Linked DNA regions of Homo sapiens: region 2 is linked to region 1. A link is a loop called in an ENCODE intact Hi-C map of the cell type or tissue named here. Cell type or tissue: PC-9. All regions are shown on one strand. Each heading gives the region's core, and the rest is flanking DNA. Links, peaks and the distances in the headings are about the cores only. Region 1 holds the start of LOC124905015 (a long non-coding RNA gene). Region 2 overlaps RUNX1 (RUNX family transcription factor 1).

Region 1 (8,339 bases), core at 228-8,227:
ACTATTTTGAATCCGCCCTTTAAATCCAAGAATGTTATATGGGTTGGAGATAAGAATAGACCTCAATTAGTGACAAACTTAGACTCTCAAAACAAATACATGCAGCTGAGTCCTTAGGGAACACTATATAACTGGAGTTCTGGAATTAACTTCCCTGTAGAACCAAATGTTTATTAAAGGACAGCTAATAAAGATGTGCTAATTGAAGTTGACATAGATATTATTATCGAAACTCAACAGTAATTGCAGCAGTTATTTATAACTCAGACCAGAGGTCAGCAAACATTTTCTGTTAAGGACTAGATAGTAAATAGTTTATTCTCTGTGGCCATCTGGCCTCTGTCACGACTACTCAACTTTGCCGTTGTAGCATGAAAGAAAGCTGCCATAGATAATAAATATGTAAATGAATAAGAGTGACTGGTTCCAATAAAACTTTATCACAGAAACAGACAGCCAGCTGCACTGAGCCAAGCCCTAACTTTTTTGGAGAAGCATTTTATCACAGATATTGTTTAGAATTACTGGCTTTTTGTCAGTTTTGTTATTGTTTTTAAATTCTCTACAGAAAACGCACCTCCTACTGCCAAAGCTGGAATGTCACCCACTGTCTGCTCTTGATACTCTATTATCTACTTCTCACTGTGGCATGGGCTCCTGAAGGCAGGCTTGATGTCCAATGCATCTTGGTGGCCCCAGGTCCTACCAGAGGCCCTTGAACATTGGGTGTGCTTAATGGACATTTCTGAAATACATGAACCCAAATGTACCTTAGATTTAAATCAAGTTTTGCATTTGCTAATTACTTTCATATAACTTACTCAATGTACTGCTAGCAGGCTTCTAAAAAAATAATGTATTATGTATACAGTAAACATATCATCTTCACACCACTAAACAACCATCTCCTAATTTCTCAAAGAAAACATATTTATATAAGTAAATGGTATGTAAATTATCATTTATTTGTATAAATAGTATTTGTTGTATACTCTTTATTTATATTTAGTGTTTAATAATAAATGTTACTTAGTAATTAGTATTATTATTATTTAGTAATAAATATCAAATATAAATAAATAGTATATAACAAATACTACTTACATAAGTAGTAATTAAATAAATACATATTTTAAACAACTACTTATATATTTTTAAATAATTAAATATTTATATAAATACTTAGTATTGAAATAATATATAAGATATATATTTTTATTTAGTAACTAAATATTTACATATTTTAAGTAACTAAATGCTTATATAAATACTTAGTATTTATTTAATATATATTTATATACTATATATTATGCCTTTTTCTTTTCTTTTTTTTTTTTTGAGATGGAGTTTCTCTCTTATTGCCCAGGCTGGAGTGCAATGGTGTGATCTCAGCTCACCACAACCTCTGCCTCCTGGGTTCAAGCGATTCTCCTGCCTCAGCCTCCCGAGTAGCTGCGATTACAGGCATATGCCACCATGCCTGGCTAATTTTGTGTTTTTAGTAGAGATGGGGTTTCTCCATGTTGGCCAGGCTGGTCTTGAACTCCTGATCTTAGGTGATCTGCCCCCCTCATCCTCCTAAAGTGCTGGGATTACAGGTGTGAGCCACCACGCCCGGCCTCTTTCTTGTTTCTTTTGCAAATTTAAGGGCGTCAGCACTTCTTCCTCCGACAAATGTTTTATGCCTGATCAGAATTCTTTGTTCTGTCTTCTTTATCCGCTTCACAGACCAGTTTTCTGAAGCCAGGGCTGCCCATCCTCCTGTCTTGTAATTTCAGCCAACTGTGAAGAAGCCTTTGGCCATGTCACATTAAGAGAACAGGTGCTGCTGCGTCACCCTCTCCTCAGCCACCACGTTCCCCACACTGGCAGGTGCTCCCTCTCCTAAAACAGACACCTGTTGGCATTTGCCATCAATTTGCTTTGTGCAGTGTTCCAGAAGACATCTGCCCTTTGTCTGAAATCTCCCATTTTCTGAAGTCTATTAATTCCTTCTCCTGGGATATGTTTCCTCTTGGCCATCAGTTTTTTTGCAGGATGTGTGCAGACATCTGTTTGCATTTGCTTTCCTGAGACCTAGCAGAGTGTAGGTTAGAAGCAGACCGTCCAGAGCCAGCACAGTGGAGTCGAAGGCTAACTTCTGCTTTTTAGCTGGGTGCCCTTGAGAAAATGCCCTCTTTAAGTCTCAGTTTAGTTTGTCTTTAAAATGAGGACACTAGTCCCTGTTTCGTAGAGTCAATATGGAGATTCAATGAAATCGCATATGCAAAACACCTGATCTAGCACCTGCACTTAAAAGGAGCTCGGCACGTGATATGTTAATGTTATTCTCAGGGCTGCCATATCTGGCTGTGCGGTTTGTGTACTGCACAAAAGCACCTATCCAAAGGAAGTGGGCAGAGGGTGAAAGCGTTGGTTTCTGTCATTAATCTGCCTAGAGGATTCTCCTTTTTAAGTTTGTCTTCCTGGATGGTTATCTTTTGTTTAATTAATCTGCCAGGAAGGATGGCCTTTGTGACTATAGGGAGGTGCTCCCTATAAGCCTTTTATTTCTCCTCTCACTCCCAGGCCCCTCCTTTCATTCTCTCTAGGATCTCTTTCAAAAGCTTTACCCTCACCGGTGAAAGACAAACCCTACATGAAACCCAGACATGGTGGTTAGCCCCTGTTCTTCCTCAGGCGGAGAGGGGCTGTCTACAGTTCAGGTAGGTCACAGCTATCAACCGTGCCACCCTGTGCCGGGGAGGAGTCCCAATGTCTTTCTCTAGCTCGTGGTTGGGTGGAAGAGTGAGATGTGAAAAGAAACAACATCCTTGAAGTGGGGAGTTTAAGGAGGACTTGGGGGGGTCACACACAATGCTCTCAGAGCCAGCAGAGGGGCCCCTGCTAGGCCGGGATGTGGATTTACCTTCAGGGAGGAAGCCACACTTGTTTTGAATCTTAGCCCATGGGGAAGAAATGCCCAGGTATAGTTAGATTGAAGAAAGCACTCCAGGCAGAGGGAATTTGGGATATTTTTAAAAAGTCTAGATCAGCAGGGTTATGCACCTGGCTAAGGAAGAGGTCCCATACATAGTTTTACCAGAACTTTTGAATTCTCAAGCCTCCCTTGTTTTTACACTGTTCCCTGAAGTGGGCAGGACTGGTGTTGCCGAAGCCCCTCACTCTGAGAGGTGAGCAGAGTGGGCTCTGGGACCTGCCTCTTCGGCTGAGGGCTTTGGGGTGAGTCAGTTCCCGAACAGTTCTCAGGCCTTGCTTGACCCCAGGCCTGGACTTTACTCCAGCTCAGCACTGCTGTAACCCGATCTCTGTGGCCACTTGCAGAAGGGCCAAAACCCTGTTCCCAGAAGAGATGCCAGTGCCCAGAGGGCAGCTTCTCTCTGGTCAGTACCTTTACCCCAGTTCACGTAGGAAAACAGCACTTCTGAGTTCAGCAGAAGCTGTCTCTCGGCTTTCTCCAGGAACTGGGGTCAGGAAGTCATTATTTTGTACGGATTACTTTTCCCCCTAAGTGAAAGTCCAGAGAGACTCAGGGGAACCTTTTTCTTAGTTTTCTCATCGCTGAATTGCAGGCCCATGCAAAGAATCACCCCCAGAGCAGCAGCTGGGGACAAAATCCACTCAGCATAGTGTAATACCATGTCACTTAGAAAGAGCTCCAGCCCCTCCTCACTGGAGCAAATCCCATCTGCTGGCCCCACACTCAGAATCTTTAATGGCCCCTCATAGATGGCTGGGTGCAGGCCACCGCCTTGAAGAGCAGCAGAGCCAGGGGTTAAGTGCATGAGTCCTCTTCTCCGGAGACCATTCTGCCTTCACTAGCTGTGTAACCTGGGGCAAGTTATTTAGTCTTTCTGATTCTTACTTTTCTCTTTTGTAAGATGGGCTGATACTACCACCTGCCCCTCAGAGCCACTGTGAGTAACCTGTGAGATCATGCATGTAAGATATTTAGCATTCTGCGTCGCATACAGCAAGCCCAACATACATGTTGGCTATTTCTTCCTTAAATATGTATTGATATTTCAAGTGATGAAAGTAGTACTTGCGCAATACAAAACAACTGAAAAATACTAGACTGCGTATAAGAGGAAAAAAGACAAACATGTCCTCTTCCCATTCTCTCCCCAAAGAGCTGACAAGTGTTCAAAACTTCATATATCTCCTTCTAGTCCATTATCCATGCACGTGAAGTCTTAAAGGTGTATGCACGTTTTTCTCTTTTCCACAAAATAAAAATATAACATACAAGTTATCCTGTAATTTGCTCTTTCTGCCTTACGTATGGTAGAGACAACTTCATAGTAGTACTAGAAGTTCTATCTCTTTTTCTTTATTAACCAAAAAATATTCTACTACGTAACTGGACAGCAATTTATCCATCCCATTGCCCACTGATTGACATACAAGTTGTTACTTGAATATTAATTGTTGACTGTTATAAACGCTACTAAAATAAGCATCCTTGAGTGGACCTCTCTGTGCTTATAAATTCTTAAAGAAGGAATTCCTGGCTCAAAAGATAGGCATATTTAAGGTTTTATGGAAATTGCTTAATTTTGCCTTCCAATATATTTAATTGTTTGCACACCAAACAATAATATACGAGAGAACATTTTCCCAAGACTGACATGAAATGAGGCATCAGAATTTTATAATACTTCAGAACCATCGCACAGATAGACTGCATTTAAAGGGCGTTTACTTACTGATCCTTAATTTTAGAAGCATAAACTTCCATAGCCATCACCACCCAGGTGTGCTCGTCTTTCAGACTCCCCTAAATGGCAATGAGCTGGTCCAATCAGACAAGCTCTCATTTTCATGGAGGGTACATAAAGGAGGGCGAATGTGACTTCCTGGGCTTGTAGATTATGTATTTCTTTTGTGAAAACATCACACCTGAGCCCCAGGCCAGAACTTTCCTTTTTTTTCTTTCTTTTTTTTTTTTTTTTTTTTTTTTTTTTAGAGACAGAGTCTCGCTCTGTCTCCCAGGCTGGAGTGCAGTGGCTCAATCCCAGTTCACTGCAACCTCCACCTCCCGGGTTCAAGTGATTCTCCTGCCTCAGCCTCCTGAGTAGCTGAGATTATAGGTGCACACCACCATGCCTGGCTGATTTTTGTATTTTTAGTAGAGACAGGGTTTTGCCATGTTGGTCAGGCTGGTCTTGAACTTCTCACCTTGTGATCCGCCCCCCCCCCCGCCCTTAGTTTCCTAAAGTGCTGGGATTACAGGCGTGAGCCACTGTGCCCAGCCCAGAACTTCTTTAATAAATAAAGCCAACGAGTTCTTGGAAGCATTTGGCTTCCAAAAGGACCCAGCCTACATCACATTCGCAAGAAGGGGTGACAGGACTCACGGTTTCTGGGTCACAGTTCCATGTCCACCTTTGAGTAGAGTCTTTCATAAGTTTGGACAATGTACCACCCTCTCTAGAACTTGATTTGCTTCTCTAATGGATGGACTGGCCCTAAAGAAAGCAGAGACTTGAACCGACTGTCCCAGAGAGTATGACAAAAACAGATCTCTTTCTACAGCATTTCCCGAGAATTATCCAGAAGACGTATTTTTTTTTTAACAATCCAGAATTTCTGATATTTTCAACTTTCGGGGATATTGACTCATTTAAATACTGGTCAACTGTATTGAGAAGGGAATTGTATTGGGAAGAGAGCCCTTCAGGAAAAATTGTCAATGAGGAAATTATTTGTTTTCTTGTAACCGTATCATAGTTAAATCTCCATCAGTAGTGGATGGACAGAACCAAACTGCTAGTGTAAAAAGAAGATCTGAATACTTGTCCTGATTCTTTCACTTAGTAGCTGTGTGACCTGGAGCAAATTACTTAACCTCTCTGATTTGCAGTTTAGTTATGTGAAAAATGAGCATAAGTCCCTGCATAATTCATACGGAGGTAGTGAGGATAAATGTAATAATAGATGTAAAAATGTTGCAGTCCACTGGGAAACAGTAATACATGAAAGGTATGCTTAATATTTGGTTGTAAAATATAGCCTTTATTCTATGATGTCCGATTTTCTTGGCATTCACAACACTTAGAACCCACTAATAAAGCCATGCTAGCAAGAGTACAATTAAGGACAAGTTGGAAAACTGCCCAGTTCCCATGCATTTGATCTTAGTGAAGCACAGCACATTTGAAAGGACTGTGGATGCAGGAGCTGCATTTATGGGGAAGTCCCTCCATGAGGCCCTCTCCATCTACCCACCTGACCTCTTATCCTTCTACCCACTCCCGAACAATTTGCTCGGCTCAGCCCCCTCCGATCCAAAGCCTCTGTGATTCTAAGACCCAGGTGTGTTCTGGAGAAGATTAATCACAGGCAGACACAACTTTGCATTTCTTCCTTTCCCACCCACCTAACTTATTTCCACCAAAAAAAAAAAAAAAAAAAAAAAAGCCTTGAAGCAGGCTGGCAGAAGATAAAAGGGTCTCCAGTTTAGGTAGATATGCAAGAAAGGGAGAGCTGTTTGTAGAAACATCAGATCTTTCTTGGCCATGACTGGGCATCACTTTGCCCCATCTCCCATCTTTCCATAGCTAGAAGGAAGGATTCTCCTGGATACCTTCAAGGTTCATTTAAGTAGGACACAGAACTCATTGGCTCCCTTGTTCCTGGACTTCCCCTGCTAGTGGTGTGGTCTTTTCCTGACTAATCAAATCCCAGGAAACTTAGGAAACAAACTACAGAACAAGATATAATTTTGCAGGTGATTCAGCAGCTCTCAGATTTCTGTTCAGCTAGAAGGCAAATTTATCCTTCAAACCAGTATACCCATTTCTTCACATCTCCTGTGTCCCAGCAGTTGGATAAACTCTCCAGGTAATGGTGAATCAAGAAAAGGTCATCTGACAAGCTCAGTGAGTGAAAATGGCCCATCCCACTTTGCTGAAGTCACATCACGGGCTTGCTGTCACTGAAGGTCATTGCCATACCACTTCCTACAGGTCTTTGACCTCAAGGGCCGGAGGAACACTTTTCTCAGGCTCCTTTCTCCCCATTGCTGTGGTCCACAAATGTATTCACTGAAACAAGTAATTCTGCTTAGTTCCGAAATAAAGAAACTTAGGTCAGAGTTCTAACCAGAAACAGGAAATGCAGCCAGGGGAGGACAGAGTCAGAGGAAATTAGGCAGGGTGACTAGAAGAAAGAGGTTTTCAGAAATGCTTTCTGAACCTACTCCAGCACTCTGCCTCCCTGGAAGGCTGTAAAATCCATGCAGTTTATCCCAAATTTCCCACGTACAACACCAGACTCCTTCCTGGCATTAACATTGCTTTCCCTTCAGCACAACCTCTGCTCTCTGTTGCTAATTCAGTTTCAGTGTCTCCTTTCTCATGAACTCATACTCTCATGACCTGTAGCATGTGCAAAAGTAATTTAACGTATTTCACCTGATATTCTCTTTGGAATTCTCAGATGGTGGCATGAAAGTATAATGTAACTTCTGCATGTAAATGATGGATGTGTGAGTTTGTACGTGTGTGTGTGTGTGGGGTGCACACATGTTTGTGTTCACTCACCTGCCTGCGAGCCCATGTGCTCTAGCAATAGGATAGGAAGAGAGCTGTCCATGGTATGTCATTCATTCATTTGATATGTATTTATAGATCTACCACACACCATGCACCACTGTGCCTGCATGACCAGCTACAGGATGAAGAACAATTGCAATGAGGCCCTTGTCTTCAAGGAGCTTACAGTCCAGTGGGAGGGAAAAGCCATGGCAGTAAAGCTCAGGACATGCTGATAGCCTAAATACAGATAACTGTACCCATCCTTTACTTTAATATCCCTTTCAGGCTTACCCTCCACCCGAGTGCCAGACTCCCTTCCATACCCAAACATACCAGCCTCAAATATGTCTCAGCCTTGGAGTGCCATAGGGAGCCATCAGGAGAGGGAATCAATGCTAAGCCCCACCATGAAGAAAGCCAGAGCAGCTGAACACACAGCTTTGAGCTTCCTGTAGGTCACTGCAAAGAAGGAAAGAAAAAAAAAAGACCACATGACCAAAGACCACATGACCAAACTTTCTCATGAAATAATGTGGCAGATTACACCCTCAAATGGTACAAAATTTCCCCATGTAGTTTATCTATTATCTAACTGTTGATTTCAAGGGATGCCAGATAGGGAAAAGTCTTCTCTAAATTGACATGTTTTATCCTTTTCCACTTCCATTCTTACCTTCCCAGCTTTTTGCAGGGACAAATACATATTAGACTGAGGCACATTTTGAAATTTCTGTTCAAAATATATTATTATCCGCAACTCTCAAGGTGGATTCTGAAAGATTATTTAAATATTTTATG
Region 2 (8,339 bases), core at 8-8,007, 270 kb after region 1:
AAAGGGTAAGAGTGGAGGATCTTGCAGGGGAGCCTTTGGGACCAAGCCTGGGATGCTCCCCACTTCTGTTCATAGTCCACTGGTCAGACTCAGTCACAAGCCAGCTTCCACCTATCGGGAGCCGGGGCAGCAGGGAGCCCAGGACATTTCTGTAGTCATGGACCCAGGAAGAACAGGAAATGGATTTGGTGAACACATGGTTGAGTCTCTACCACACACAGAACAGCTGTGTTCCTGGAAATTCCCAGATTTTGCCCCAAGCTTCTCTCTTGTGACCGATGCCCCGATCTGGTGCTGGACCCCTGCCTGTGTTACTGAGTTCTGCTCTTCTGTGTCTCTGCTCGCTGACCCCCTGTGCAAGCCGACCTCCACATGCCAGATTTCCCACTGGAGCCCTCTGAACATAACCTCACCTGCCAGCCCAGTCCTACACCCCTGGTGCTCCCCTCCTCATCCAGGTAGCCCCCTTGACCCTGTTACTAGGTTGCCCACCCTGCACAATTGCTCCTTCTCTAGTCCTCACTGTTCTTCCTCAGTACTGATGGGTTCCCAGCAGGGATCAGCCTCTCCCCAGAAGACTAGGCTTATCAGCTTTAGGACCAGCTGGAGGCACTCAGTGCTCTTGATACTTTTTCCTTCTAACTCCAGTTCCCAGCTGAGCTTTCTCCCTCAGGTACTCAGGTTCCTAAAGAAATGAACCACCCACCACCACTCATCCCAACCCGGATGAGATGCTTCCAGCTCCTTAACTTTTTCTAAATATTTGCTTCTTTAGTACGTTCAGGTCTTCTTATCTTCTCTCTTCTGGTCTTATTTTTAATGCACTTCAGGGCCTTAACTCTGTGTCTCTCTCTAACTGCCAAAGGAATCTGTAGTTTATTTTCTTTCTATTTATTCACCAACATCCACACTGCATTTATGATGTGCTAGGCACTGTTCTCCATGCCTTAGTATTAGCTTGTGTAATCCTCAGAATCCTATGAGGTAGATACATTGTTATCCCCATTTTGAGGTGAAGGAACTGAGGGACAGAGAGCTTGCGTACCTTGCCCAGGGTCACGCAGCTGGTAGCTTCTCCCAGGAAAGTCACAGTGCACTTCTTTGTTCCCCTAACAATACCACTGGAGACCTGTAGCTCAAAAAACATTGAGTCTTTTTTTTTTTGGATATGTCTTTTTTTATTATTATACTTTAAGTTTTAGGGTACATGTGCACAATGTGCAGGTTAGTTACATATGTATACATGTGCCAGGCTGGTGTGCTGCACCCATTAACTCGTCATTTAGCATTAGGTATATCTCCTAATGCTATCCCTCCCCACTCCCCCCACCCCACAACAGTCCCCAGAGTGTGATGTTCCCCTTCCTGTGTCCATGTGTTCTCATTGTTCAATTCCCATCTATGAGTGAGAACATGCGGTGTTTGGTTTTTTGTCTTTGCGATAGTTTACTGAGAATGATGATTTCCAGTTTCATCCATGTCCCTACAAAGGACATGAACTCATCCTTTTTTATGGCTGCATAGTATTCCATGGTGTATATGTGCCACATTTTCTTAATCCAGTCTATCATTGTTGGACATTTGGGTTGGTTCCAAGTCTTTGCTATTGTGAATAGTGCCGCAATAAACATACGTGTGCATGTGTCTTTATAGCAGCATGATTTATAGTCCTTTGGGTATATACCCAGTAAAGGGATGGCTGGGTCAAATGGTATTTCTAGTTCTAGATCCCTGAGGAATCACCACACTGACTTCAACAATGGTTGAACTAGTTTACAGTCCCACCAACAGTGTAAAAGTGTTCCTATTTCTCCACATCCTCTCCAGCATCTGTTGTTTCCTGACTTTTGAATGATCGCCATTCTAACTGGTGTGAGATGGTATCTCACTGTGGTTTTGATTTGCATTTCTCTGATGGCCAGTGATGATGAGCATTTTTTCATGTGTCTTTTGGCTGCATAAATGTCTTCTTTTGAGAAGTGTCTGTTCATATCCTTTGCCCACTTTTTGATGGGGTTGTTTGTTTTTTTCTTGTAAATTTGTTTGAGTCTTTAGAGCAAGGAAGGACTTAAAATCATTTGCCTAGCTGGGCTGGTTTCATTTTACGAATGTTCACTGAGCCTCTGTAGGGGAGGGGAAGGGGTTCGCCATAAGCACACAGCTGGGCGCTGGCAGTGTCTAGACTTGGAGTCCCGTGTTGTCTACTTGCTCAGTAATGGGCACTGTTTCTGCTCTGTTTTGTCCTGGCCACACATCAGCCTGTTAGACAGCCCTTTATCTCACAGGAGGTAAATAATTGTAATTCTTCTGAGTGCCCCCAAATTTGTCTGTCTTTCAAAAAAGATGAACTAGAAGGAGTTATTATTTTACCGCCATCCTTTACAAGGATGCATTTGTTGGGAGACTTGTACAAACAAACCACTGGCAAGAGAAATTCCCATTGGTGGCCTGACGGGCAAAAGGGTTGGCTACTGGGACAGACATCCTGCCCCATACCCCTCAGATGAAGCCATAGAGTAAACTGCCTACACTACATGTGCCGATAGCCGGACATGACATCAGCCTCGGGATTCCAGATGACCCTGAAAAGGCTAAAGATTTCCAAGACAAGAACACTTCAGTTTATAAACACAATCAAATGGCCAGAGGAGGTGTGTGCCTCATTCCGGGATCCTTGCAAAAGCTCAATGATTATGATGTGTGAATATCATCATGATGTGTGTCTAGAATGTACGAATATCTGAACGGCCCAGAGGTCTTCAGTCTATCACCCTGTTATCCTCGGATAATAGAGAAAGGATGAGGGAAAAGCCCAGGCCAAACTCCAAGTGGGACATTTTTTTCATGGCACCCAGGTGGCACTGGAGAGGTACACAGGCACCCCTTGCCCAGAATTCCAGGAGTACTTAATAAGGTAGTCTCTCAGGGGGCCACCTCGTTAGCTCAAGGAAGCATTTACCTTCCAAAGACAAATGAGTTCCTGGCTTGCCCCAGGTAAGGGCACTGTGTGTTGAACTTTTCACATTTCACGAGCCATCCTGGCTCCTGGCTTCCTGTCACAAACATTTATATTTCCTGCTCATTCGCCCCTAGTGTTCCAGGGAGTAGTGAGGTTTTATAATTGATAATTATCACATTTAGTGCCCCATAACGCTTTTCATCTTCAAAGCAGTTGGCAAATATTACCTAACACACCCACGATGTCGGCCAAGTCAGAGTTTCTCTCCCTATTTGGCAGAGAGGAGACAGCCTGGCCATGCGTCAGGTGAGCATCAGGTCACAAAGCTCAGAGGCTTCGTGGCCAGCTTCTTTCTTGTGTCACCTTTCCCTGGCATCAGATCCACTCCTTCCAAAAAGAACAATGTGGGTGCCTGTCCTAGGGGCACAGGCTGTGCTCTGTAACCCGTGGCCCTGCCACGTGGAAATCATCAGGTTATTTTTAAGCTCATTCTTTGCAGCAAGCCTGGTGGGTAAATTCAAGACTGAGGAACAAGAGTTAGTTTACCTCACAAATGGAAGTAATTTTGTAAGCTTTGAGGACTGAGATCTATGATGTAGTGGTATGCCCTGCATATCACTGTATATATGGGAGAGAAAAAGAGGAAGAGGAGGAGAACGAGCAGGATGGGGCAAATGGGCTCAAATGTTCTAGCAATTCAGATCAACTTTGCTCAGTAACCAGGGGCCTTAGAGCCACAGCCCATGAGTGAGCTAGTCACCCATTCATGCCCAAGAGCACAAAAACACAAAGTGGTATCTAGGGCGTGACATCAAAACAGCATTCATCAGGCCATTTGGTGACAAACAAGACTGGCCAAGAATGTGGCACTGTGTAAACAAAATGGCCCAGTCACTGTGTTTTTTATTTCAGTGGTTGTATCTCTATGGAGCTGCAGACATAAAAGTGGCCTTTCGAAGACCCAAGGAGCTTGAAATTTCACAGTAACAACTTCAACAAAAAAATGACTGTGTTCTGTCTACTTATATCCTTGTTCTGTATGTTCACAATTCTCTACCAGTTCATCTTTCAAATGAGAGACTTTTTTGAGTGAATTTTCAGGTAAATTCTGCCAACCAAAACTATTGTAACCAGAAAATGTATCTTCTTTCTGCTTGGGCTATGGCAAAATTCACAATGAATCTTCACACAGTTAAAGCTGGGCATGACGCTGTCTGCCTTAGTCACTGGAAATCCATCTCACTCCACCTGTGTTGCAGCTCATTTTAGGGTTTAAGGTTTGTGCCAAAACCCACATCTCCACCATCTCTCCCTTAAACAGAAAAAACAAAAACACATCTTTTGCTGAATTTTATTTCAGAAACAGGCAGGATTTACTACAAATGTGCTGTTTTGTTTTGGCTATTAGCTGAATTTATTTTTATACTTTTGCTTGCATATGCATGAGGAAAAAAAAGATGTTAGTTGAACTAAAAGAAATTTGAGCCAAACTCCTCTTGACAGTTAACCTGGTTGAAGTGCAGTTGACTTCTTGCCTATTCCGGAAAAGCAACCAAATGTTCCCAGTAGCTCCTTAATGCAATTACTTGATTAGAGAAAGGCATTTCATTTCCTAACCACTACAGGAATAAGCAATATAGCTGTCAATAATTTTTCAACAGAGCTTCAGGCATGGTGGTCACCATTCAACCACAATTTTATATGCTCATTAACGCATTTCCATCAATGCTTAAAAATTCACCTTCGGAAAGCCTGGGAGTCTTAAGGGATTTTGCTGTTAGGACAGCAACCTTCTCCTTCATCTGTTTTCAGGTTGTTATTCTGTTGCTGAATACTCAACACATCAATGATTTGCCTCAGTCTTCCGTTTAAGTCAAATCGGGTTACATTCAGTGTGCCTGCCCTCTTGGCTCCCTTTGAGTTCAGAGTTATAATCCTGAGAAAGAGTAATGCCATCTCCCTTTTTCCCCTTCATGGACTTGCCTAGCTTTTCTGACCAAGTTATTCTACACCACAGTGTGCTCTAATGATAAAAATAATTGCTTCCATATATGGAGCACTTACCATGGGCCAGATATAGTCCTAAAGTCTTTGTTCGTATTGTCTCATGCAATCCTCACAACTGCTTAGAACAATCATCCTCCAACTTTAGTAAGTGTAAGAGTCCCCTGGATAACTTTAAAAAAAAAAAATAGACTTCCTCCCACCCACAAAGATCTGGATTCGGTAGCTTCCAGATGGGCACACAGTGATTTGCAGTGTAATAGTCCTGTGGGTATTTCTGATGCAGGTTTTCTGTGCAACCATACTTTGAAAAATAAAAAACTGCCCTAGGAAGGAGGCACAGCCATTATTCTCATTTTTATAGATAAAAATCTGGGGCTGAAGAAGTTAAGAAACTTGCCCAAACTCACCCAGGAATCAAGCTGAAGGCTGTATTTTCCAACTCCGAATCCCATGCTTCTCATCAAAGGTGCACCACCTCTCACTTATTTTCCTTGCCAAGAAGTAATGTCAAAATCAGAGTAATTAATGCCAGCTGCCATCACAAATATTCCCATGTTTCAATGTCTTCATACCACCAACGCTTATTTCCTGCTCACACAAAGACAGATGCTTTGAAAACTTCTCCTCTGCGAGAATCTCTTCCACGCAGTGATTCAGGGTCCCAGGCTGCTCCCACCTTGTAGCTATGGCATCTGTAATTCAAGATATAATGTCACTACAGTGAGGGGAGAGAGGGTGGGTGGGATTATAATATAGGACACCTTTAAGTTCTCAACCTGGAAGAGGTTAGCTTATTCCCACTTACATCCCATTAACCACAATCTAATTAGTTGGTCCTGCCCTAACTGTAAGAGAGGCCAAGGAAAGGTTAGGATTACATGGATATTTGTTGAACACCAGAGGGAGAAGTCAGGGATATGTCATAAGCTCCTGAAGTTCCCTAGCATCGTTAGCCCCTGGGGTTGGAGCCCTAATTCTTTACCCTCCTGCCTTTGAGGCTCTGCTCCAGCCTGACCCCTGCAATGAAACAATCAGACAATCACTCCTGCCACAAGGAGTCAGAAGGGATATCCCAGAAGGGATCCCAAATAACTATTTCCCCTCTCCTTTTCTCCTTTCTCCTCCCACTTCAGTCAAAGACAGCTTTTTAACCCAGGCCTATGACTGTAGGACTGAATCTTATAAAAGTCATCTCTACTCAATTATAGCCAAATGTGTAAAGGAAGATGACTCTTTCTGTAGCTTAAGATATCACCACTGAAGTGATATGTTTAAAGAAAGAGACTTAAATGTGCTGGTAGATAATATCTCAAGTGACACAAACTTGCAGTTTGGTTTAGATCTGGGTCCACAGAACAAGGTCTAAAAGTCTATGACTAGTCAATGCTTTGCTGAAAACTTAAAGAAAATCATTTTGGAAATATCAAAGCCATTTTTTTGCAACCAACTTGCCATCACTTAAGCTCAACTTCTTGGAGTCCAGGCTTTCTTTTGCTTACTGAGTTTTCTGTTCCACTTCTTATCTTCCTCCATCCAAGGTACAACAAGCTTTTCTTGATACCTTCTTCTTAGCAGAATTAATTTCTTCTCTCTCTGGAATGCTCCCCACTGAGTTTATGTTTTCATTAGATCATTGGATCAAGTCACATTCAGACCATACTGTAGTGAGTTGTGGATTTGTCTTTCCTAAAGACTAATAAATATATCTTTTCCAGCTTTCCTGTAACTCCATAAGTTAGAAGTTGCATTTAGAGATCAGAAGAAAGTAGTCATTTAAACAAAATAAAAGTTTATTTCTTTCTTATGGTAATTCCAGTTGTAAGTAGCCCAAGGCTGACTGGGCAGCTCCACTATGTCATCAAAAACCTAGACTCCTTATATCTTTCTTCTCCATCATCCCCAACACTTGGCATCCATTCACAATGATGTTTTGTGGCCCAGGATGGCTGCCTGAGCTCTGGACATCATGTCCACATTCCAGTCAGAAGGAAAGGGAAGGAAAAGGCCCTTTAGAAAGCTTCCCTGGGGGTTGCATGCAGAAGTTATTCACACGACTGTGCCAAGCTACATGAAATGATGGGAAATGACATCTCTTACCTAAGCACACTGTTATCCTCAACAAAATCAGGGTTCTGTTTATGGCCACTTTTTGAAAGGAAGAATAGGAAATGGACATTGGGTATCACACAGAATTTGCACAAAACAGGCACTTGTCAACGCTTGTTGCATTAAATTAAGTTCACGTAGACGCATAATAATGCTGTAAAACGTAGATTTAAAAAAAAAAAAAGTCCCCAAAACAGAGACTTCTTGACTGAACTATCATAACTGTAGCCATCCCTTAAGTCTTTGTGCCTTTGTGCTTTGTGCCTGTCAGATTTTTAAAAATGGAAATAGCAATAGCCTTATACTTCAGTTGGAAGGGCAGCTGGGTGATGGCAGGAAGGCCACATCCTCTTGAGTAGCAAGCCTTGCGATTAGATGCCAGCTTGATCAGACATAGCCTGTGTGATTCAGCTCAAATTACATAACCTCACTGAGACTTCATCTGAAGATAAAAAGACCTACATACCTCCTGGTGTGAGGAGGTAGTTAATGAGAAACAAAAGACCTGCCTAACACCAGTACCCAGTATGTTCCCAGCAAACAGTAATTATGACCTGAAAGTGAGAAGAAAGAGCAGCTGCACAGACCTATGCATCTTGGTTATATTAAACGTCCCAAATATCAATTTCTTTTTCTGTAAAATGAGAACATTATTTTTTACCTTCTAGAGAGGTGTTGAAGAGATGATTAAATGAAATAATTAAATAAGAGAGCTGTAGAATCATAAAGCTATTGCAAACTTAAATATAAATTCACTCCTTCAAAGCATATATATTGACCCCATTCCATGCCAGACATTATCACGTATGAATAAAAAGTACCAAGTGGTGCCAAATTGCCACCTCAGGTACCCCCGTATAATGACAGGCCAATTCCATACTATTTTTTTTCCAATTTTAATAGCCATGTATATATTTTCTTTTTTATTATTATTATATTTTAAGTTCTAGGGTACATGTGCAGAATGTGCAGTTTTGTTACATAGGTATACACGTGCCATGGTGGTTTGCTGCACCCATCAACCCATTACCTAAATTAGGTATTTCTCCTAATGGGTTGCTATTCATCCCCTAGACCCCCATCCCCCGACAGGCCCCGGTGGATGATGTTCCTCTCCCTATGTCCATGTGTTCTCCTTGTTCAACTCACACTTATGAGTGAGAACATGTAGTGTTTGGTTTTCTGTCCTTGTGATAGTTTGCTGAGAATGGTGATTTCCAGCTTCATCCATGTCCCTGCAAAGGACATGAACTCATCCTTTTTATGA

The links. A loop is a pair of places that touch in the nucleus more often than their neighbours do. Peaks named below come from ENCODE experiments on the same cell type or tissue, not always from the same donor. Only the 100,000 strongest peaks of a DNase experiment are listed, where the experiment ranks them.
Region 2: a loop joins it to region 1, with 2.9 times the contacts of the local background. A loop is called at or near these places in 1 of 110 quality-filtered maps.

The regions. Positions count from the first base shown.
Region 1 is chr21:35,221,466-35,229,804 of GRCh38, reverse strand. It overlaps LOC124905015 (a long non-coding RNA gene), which reads left to right and starts at 2,630. Exons shown (of 2, transcript XR_007067854.1): 1 at 2,630-2,705. In PC-9, for the core only: no CTCF peak of the experiment used is centred there; DNase peaks (open chromatin) are centred at 3,374 and 6,914; H3K4me3 peaks cover 898 bases; H3K27ac peaks cover 7,084 bases.
Region 2 is chr21:34,952,045-34,960,383 of GRCh38, reverse strand. All of the region lies in intron 2 of RUNX1 (RUNX family transcription factor 1), which reads left to right. Among named protein-coding and RNA genes, the nearest start is that of RUNX1-IT1, 83 kb to the left of the region's middle. In PC-9, for the core only: no CTCF peak of the experiment used is centred there; a DNase peak (open chromatin) is centred at 3,793; H3K27ac peaks cover 415 bases.